Regions from separate parts of the Homo sapiens genome. Here region 1 is linked to region 2. A link is an interaction called in ENCODE POLR2A ChIA-PET data of the cell type or tissue named here. Cell type or tissue: GM12878. All regions are shown on one strand.

Region 1 (4,000 bases), 400 kb after region 2:
CAGGAGGCAGAGGTTGCAGTGAGCCAAGATTGCACCCCTGCATTCCAGCCTGGGTGACAGAGTGAGACTCTGTCTCATAATTAATTAATTAATTAATTAATTCAGGCTGTGGGATACTGCTCAGCAACTTTTAAAAAGGGGCAAACTTTAAACGTTTTAGAAATAAAACACCCTGAATGACTCTTGAGAATTACTCTGAGTGAAAAAAGCCAATCCTAAAATGTTACCTATTGTATGATTCTATTTATATAACATTCTTGAAATGACAAAATTATAGATATGAAGCACAGATTGGTTCTTCATATTGTCAGGGCCTGTGGATGGTGTGGGGCTGAAAGTAGATGTGGCTATAAAAGGTCAACATGAGGGATCCTCAGGGTGATGGAAATGTGTATGTTGACTAACAGTGCCAGTATTCTGGTTGTAATATTGTACTGTAGTTTTGCAAGATGTTATCATTGGAGGGAACTGAGTAAAGGATACATGAGCTCTTTGTATTATTTATTATGTGAATCTATAATTATCTCAGAATGAAAAGTTTATACATGAGCTGTTTATTATTTCTTATTATGTGAATCTATAATTATCTCAGAATGAAAAGTTTAAAAACTACAATTTGGCAGCTTTTCAAAAAGTTAAACATAGATCCTGTGACCTAGCAATTCTACTTCTAGATATATATCCTAGAAAACTGAAAACATTTGTCTGTGTATTTTTACACAGACAAATGTTCATAGCAGCTTTTTCAAAATAGCTAAAAAGTGGAAACAACCCACATGTCTTTCAGTTGATGAATAAACAAAATATGGTATATCCATACAATGGAATATTATTCACTCATAAAAAGAAATCACTGTTGATATATGTTATAAAATGAATGAACCTTGGCCTTGTGTGGTGGCTTATGCCTATAATCCCAGTACTTTGGGAGGCCAAGGCAGGTGGATCGCTTGAGCCCAGGAGTTTGAGACCAGCCTGGGCAACATGGCGAAACCTATGTCTACTAAAAATACAGAAAAATTAGCCAGGCTGGTGGCATGTGCCTATAGTCTCAGCTACTCGGGAGGCTGAGGCACAACAGTCGCTTGAACCTGGGAGATGGAGGTTGCAGTGAACGGGGATCAAGCCACTTGCACTCTAGCCTGGGTGACAGAACGAGACTCGTCTTAAAAAAAAAAATGATGAACCTTAAAAACATTTTCCAAATGAAAGGACATAGACATAAAAGGCCACATATTGTGTGATTCCATTTAAATGAAATGTCCAGAACAGGAAATGGAGAGTGACTGCTGATGGATACAGGGTTTATTTTTGGGGCAATGAAAATGTTCTGGAATTAGTTGCGATAAACTATGGAATTATGCACTTTGAATGGTTGAATTTTATAGTATGTGAATTGTATCTCAATTTTTTAAATTGTGTGAGGAAAAAAATTCAGGTTTCTCTAGAGTGACAGCAGATCAGTGATTGCCTGGGGCTGGAAGTGGAAGGAGAAATTGAATACAAAGGGACACAAGAAAACCCTAGGGATGAAAATATATCTCTTTATTGTCGTGGTTATACAGGCATATGCAATTGTCAGAACGCTTTGAATTGTACACTAGGTGAAGTTTATTGTGTCTGAATTGAAGTTCAATAAAGTTAGTTTTTAAAACTTATAATAAAATTATCTCTAGTTGTTGTAAGCTTAAAATGACCTTTAGGTTAAAATTATCTTATCTCTTATTAATTATAAGGCCAACAACTATTGCAAAAATTACCTCATAGAGTCTGACTTCCGTTGCTAGTTTCTATCCAGTTTCCAAAGTGAAACTAGATTGATCACTTTCACTCAGACTTTGCTCTTAGGCGTTTGTACTAGCCTGACTCCATTATTGTGCTTTTCAGAACCCATGAGTGGGTGTGATTGTTATAACATTTTTTTTAAGTTTATGGAACATTCTATTGCTTTTATTTCTTTTTTGCTTTTATGTACAACAGAAAAATGTCTCAAATTGGGTATAACAAATCAGCGTGATTGCCTTTCACCTCCACTTTGGAGTGCTTTGAGCCAGTTTGGACACAAGGAGGTTGGAGTTAAAATGACTCCTGAAGGAAGTAAGCAAGCATGAGAAGAGAGGGCAGCACTGGTAGGTAACGCTAAAACAACATCGCCTTCATCTCTCAACCCTGATCTCTTTCCAAGAAGTGAGCTGACTAAATGAAATATTACACAAAACCCTCCAAGGTTTGAGAAGAGTTCTAGAGGGTAGTCTCTAAGTGAGAAGGACCATCTCTATAGGTGGCCCTGAGTTTTATCCTCAAATTTCCTTCTACGCCATGTACCCATCCTCACTCATTTTTCGGGTCCCACCAAGCCTAAACTCAGGGGTAGTTTTCCATTTAAAATTCTGCCTCACAGGTGGACACATCTTTTTTATTGTTTCCCTTAAGCACAGATTAGACTAACTTTATTAAAAGAGATCATGCAGGAGCATCCCTTGAGACCGGGAGGCAGAGGTTGCGGTGAGCCAAGATCCTGCCACTACACTCTGGCTTGGGCAACAGAGTGAGACCCTGCTTCAAAAAAAAAAAACCCCAAAAACAAAACCACCACCACCACCACCAAAAGCCTCCAAAACAAAAATCACGAAAACATAAAAGAGACATATGTCTAGAATATCGAATTCTAAGTGGATTTTGTAAGAATTCCAGCAAAAATAAATATATTTAAAATGATAATAGCTAACACTTAGAGTTTACAGTGCATGAAGAGGAAAGACAGACACTGGTTTTTTTTTTTTTTTTTTTTTTTTTTGGAGACAGAGTCTCACTCTGTCGCCCAGGCTGGAGTGCAGTGGCATGATCTTGGCTCACTGCAACCTACGCATCCTGGGTTCACGCCATTCTCCTTCCTCAGCTTCCTGAGAAGCCGGGACTACAGGTGCCCGCCACCACACCCAGCTAATTTTTTTTGTATTTTTAGTAGAGACGGGGTTTCACCTTGTTAGCCAGGATGATCTCGATCTTCTGACTTTGTGATCCGCCCACCTCGGCCTCCCAAAGTGCTGGCATTACAGGCGTGAGCCACCGTGCCTGGCCTGTTTTGTTTTTTTCTGTACTCTACTACTCCTTTCAACACTCCACCTCTGATGACATCAGATGTGTAGGTTTTGTTTTTTTTTTTCCCTCACCAACAACCAATTCTCCAACCATCTGGTCACCAACTGGATATTCTACAATTTAACTCAATTATGACATTAATTCCCTGGAGTTAGTGCAGACCCCCACAGGTTAAGGGCTCAGGCCCACAAGATTTCCCTGAACTTCAGATGCCGATCGATAGTGGTGGGTCCTCAGGTTATCCACAACTTCTGTCTGAGTTGGCTACAAATCAGAGGTTTCCACAAGCCTCTCCTCAGGTTGGATCATTTGCTAGAACGACTCACAGAACTTATGAAGGCCCTTTACTTAAATTTGTCAATTTATTATAAAGGATAAAACTCAGGAACAGCCAAATGGGAGAGAAGCATAGGGTGAGCTATGAGGGGGTTATGTGATGCTCCCATGCCTTCTCTGGGCATACGACCCCCAGAGCACCATCTGGGTTTATCAGTCTGGAAGCTCTCCAAACCCTGTCCTTTTTGGTTTCTATGGAGTCTTCATCATGTAGGCATGATTAATGACATCATTGGCCATTGATGAGTAGGTCAATCTCCAGCCCCTCTTGCATCCCCAGAAGTCAGAGTATGGTGGGGCTGCAAGTTCTAATCCTCTAACACATGATTGTTTTCCCTGGCAGCCAGCCCTCATCCATAAGGGCTTTCCAAAGTCAGCTCATTAACATAAACTCAGGTTTGGTTGAAAGGGACCTGTTATGAATAACAAAAGACGACTCCTTTTACCTTTGTTATTCTTAGGAAATTTCAAGGTCCAATTTTAGGACCTCGGTGCCAGGAGTGAAGACAAAGACCAAATATATATTTATTATAAATCACAACATTGCAGTGTGGCAGACCGT
Region 2 (4,000 bases):
CTTGAAACTGGGAGGCGAAGGTTGTGGTGAGCCGAGATTGCGCCATTGCACTCCAGCCTGGGCAACAAGAGTGAAACTCCGTCTCAAAAAAACAAAACAAAAAAAGAACTGCATGAGGTTTCCAATTTCCGAAAGACAAAAATCTGGGAATGTGGGTGGGAATGAATATTTATGGTGTGGGATAATGGTAGAAGGAACACAGTTGCATCAGGCAACTTTACTGATATGGGTCCACTAATCAGAGACTCTGGATTCAACGTTGCCGCTGAAGGGGTCAGAAAAGTTCTAACAGTTTGTTGCCTAGCTGGCTGAAACACAAACCAAAAGGTAACCCACAATACATAAACACAAATGCCACAACTGCTTTGGTATACTGGAGAAGGAATTCTGCCTCAAGACTATAATATAAACCCTGCCTGAGTTTGGACTGAAGTCTGCCCTATAGATTTTGGACTCAAGCCTTATACAGACCATTTCCATCTCCCCTGAAAGCCTCCTCATGTTCATTTCTTTTTTTCTTTTTTTGAGATGGAGTTTCGCTCTTTCACCCAGGCTGGAGTGAAGTGGTGCGATCTCGGCTCACTGCAACCTCTGCCCCCACCGGGTTCAAGCGATTCTCCTGCCTCGGCCTCCCAAGTAGCTGGGATTATAGGCGCCCACCACCACGCCCAGCTAATTTTTGTATTTTGAGTAGAGATGGGTTTCTGCCATGTTGGCCAGGCTGGTCTTGAACTCCTGACCTCAGGTGATCCACCTACCTTGGCCTCCCAAAGTCCTAGGATTACAGGCATGAGTCACCACGCCTGGCCCACATGTCCATTTCTAATCAATATCCCTACTTTCCGAGGCAAATGCTATTGTGATTATTTTGACCTTAGTTTGCCAAATCTAGAACATCATATAAATGGAATCATATAATATATACTCTTTTGTGTCTGGCTTCCTTCACTGAACATAATCTATGCTCAGTGAGGGTAGAAGGTTGTCTATGCAGTACATCCATGGTGGTGCTTCAATCAGTAACAAAAAACATTCGATCAGTAATTAAAATGTTCTTTTTTATTACTGAGTGGTATTCCATTGTATGAACAGACCACAATTTGCATATTCATTCTCCTGTTGATGGACATTTTGGTTGTTATACTATTGTGAATAAATGCTGTTATGAATGTCCTTGTGCAACCCTTTTTGTTGAGAAATGTTTTCATTTCTCTTAAATACCTAGAATTTGGCTGGGCATAGTGGCTCATGCCTGTAATTCCAGTGTTTTGGCAGGCCAAGGCAAGAGAATCGTTTGAGCCCAGGAGTTGCAGACCAGCCTGGGCAACATAGCGAAACCGTGTCTCTACAAAAAAACAAAATATTAGCCAGGCATGGTGGCACGTGCCTATAATCCCAGCTACTTGGGAGGTTGAGATGTGAGGATCGCTCTCTGCCTCAGCCAACCAAGTAGCTGAGATTACAGGCACCTGCCACCACACCCAGCTAATTTTTGTTATTTTAGTATGGACGGGGTTTCACCATGTTGGTTAGACTGGTCTCGAACTCATGACCTCAAGTGATCCACTCGCCTTGGCCTCCCAAAGTGCTGGGATTACAGGTGTGAGCCACTGCACCTGGCCTTTTTACAATGTACTTCTATTCTTCCAGCTGGATAATTTCTATTTATCTTCAAGTTTGCAAACTTCTGCTGTCTCCAATCTACAGTTAAGTCTACCTGGTGAATTTCCTGTTTCAGTTAATGTACTTTTCAGCTTTAAAATTGTCATTTAAAAATTTAAAAAATTTTTAATTGTAAAACAAAACACAGATATAAAAAGCCAAACAAATCAATCAAACATAAACCTTAAGAAATTATTCAGTGGCTGTATTAAAAATACAAAAATTAGCCAGGCGGGGTGGCATCTGCCTGTAGTCCCAGCTACTTGGGAGGCTGAGGCAGGAGAACTGCTTGAACCTGGGAGCCGGAGGTTGCAGTGAGCCAAGATTGCGCCACTGCACTCCAGCCTGGGCGACAGAGCAAGACTGTGTCTCAAAAAAAAAAAAAGAAAAAAAAATTATTATAAGGTGAATACCAGTCAGATAAAACAACAACAACAACAAAAAAAAAACCCACCAAAACTTGGCAGACTATCCCAGAATACCCTTCTATAGGTCCCAGAATAATGACAATCTTACCAACAAATATCCCTCGTCCTAACTTTTTTTTTTGAGATGGAGTCTCGTTCTGTTGCCCAGGCTGGAGTACAGTGGTGTGATCTCGGCTCACTGCGACCTCCACCTCCCGGGTTCAAGTGATTCTCCTACCTCAGCCACCTGAGTAGCTGGGACTGCAGGCACCCACCACCATGCCCAGCTGATTTCTGTGTGTGTGTGTGTGTTTTTAGTAGAGACAGGGTTTCACCATGTTGGCTAGGCTGGTCTCAAACTCCTGACCTCAGGTGATCCACCTGCCTTGGCCTCCCAAAGTGCTGGGATTACAGGCGTGAGCCACTGCACCTGGCCTAACTTTTTTATTTTGGAGACAGGGCCTTGCTCTGTTACCTAGGCTAGAGCACAGTGATGTGATCATAGTTCACCGTAACCAAAAATTTCAGGGGTCAAGTGATTTTGCCACCTCAGCATCCTAAGTAGCTGGGATTACAGGTGTGCGCCACCATAGTTGGCCAATTTTTTGTATTTTTTGTAGATATAGAGGTCTTGCTGTGTTGCCCAGACTGGTTTTGAACTCCTGGCCTCAACTGATCCTCCTGCGTCAGCCTCCCAAAACACTGGGATTACCAGTGTGAGCCACCATGCTAGCCATATCAGTTTATAGTCAGTTAATTGTGATTTTTTTTATTTGTGTGTACTGTTATTTACAGATTTTTTTTTTTTTTTTTTTTAGACAGAGTCTCACTCTGCTGCCTAGGCTGGAGTGTAGTAGTGCAGTCACAGCTCACTGCAGCCTCAACTTCCTGGGCTCAGGTGATCCTCCCACTTTAGTCTCTCTAGTAGCTGGGACTACAGGCCTGTGACACCATATCCAGCTATTTTTTTCTTTCATGATTATATATGGAATGCTTCACAAATTTGCATGTCATCCTTGCACAGGGGCCATGCTAATTTCTGTATTGTTCCAATTTTAGTATATGTGCTGCTGAAGGAAGCACTTTTAATGTTTTTTTGTAGAGATTGGGTTTTGCCATGTTGCCCAGGCTGGTCTGGAACTCCTGGGCTCAAGTCATCTGCTCGCCTTGGCCTCCCAAAGTGCTGGGATTACAGGATGAACCATAATGCCTGACCGAATTTATCATTTTTATTGATATATAATTCACTTATCATAAAATTCCTTCACTTAAAAAAGTGTACAATTCAGTGGTTTTAAGTATATTCACAATGTTGTACAATCATCACCACTACTAATTCTAGAAAATTTTCATTACCATCTCCTCCCAAATCTTGTATCTGTTAGCAGTCACTCCCTATTCCTTGTGTTTTTTAAAAATTTTAATTAAATTGTTTCCTTTTTTTACAGATGGGGTCTTGCTCTGTTGCCCAGGCTGGTGTGTACTGGCTATTCACAAGCTTGTTCCCATTACTGATCAGTATGAGAGTTGTGACCTGCTCTGTTTCTGACCTGGGCCAGTTCAGCCCTCCTTAGGTAATGTGCAAAAACCTCTAACTGGTTGCAGACACCTGATCAACATAGTGGACTGCAGCTTAGAACTCTTGGACTCAAGTGATCCTCCTGCCTCAGCCTCCTGAGTAGCTGAGACTATAGGTGCATGCCACTATGCTTGGTCATTGTGGGGTTTTTTTCTTTTTCTTTTTTTTTGCGACAGGGTCTGGCTCTGTCACCCAGGCTGGATTGCAATGGTGCAATCTTGGCTCACTGCAACCTCTGTCTCCTGGGCTCAAGCAATTCTCCCACCTCAGCCTCTTGAGTAGCTGGGACTACAGGCATGTGCCACCACGCCTGGCTAATTTTTTTGTAAAGACCAGGTTTCACTATGCTGCC

What was found. Peaks named below come from ENCODE experiments on the same cell type or tissue, not always from the same donor. Only the 100,000 strongest peaks of a DNase experiment are listed, where the experiment ranks them.
Region 1: POLR2A ChIA-PET joins it to region 2 with 5 read pairs; 3 of 35 experiments call an interaction of 5 or more read pairs at or near these places.

What each region holds. Positions count from the first base shown.
Region 1 is chr22:40,517,593-40,521,592 of GRCh38, reverse strand. The region is part of intron 3 of MRTFA (myocardin related transcription factor A); the gene reads left to right. Among named protein-coding and RNA genes, the nearest start is that of MRTFA-AS1, 2.2 kb to the left of the region's middle. In GM12878, no CTCF peak of the experiment used is centred here; a DNase peak (open chromatin) is centred at 1,817; H3K4me3 peaks cover 703 bases; H3K27ac peaks cover 1,312 bases.
Region 2 is chr22:40,916,895-40,920,894 of GRCh38, reverse strand. The region is part of intron 7 of XPNPEP3 (X-prolyl aminopeptidase 3); the gene reads right to left. It also overlaps the pseudogene RNU6-379P. Among named protein-coding and RNA genes, the nearest start is that of RBX1, 32 kb to the left of the region's middle. In GM12878, no CTCF peak of the experiment used is centred here; no DNase peak of the experiment used is centred here.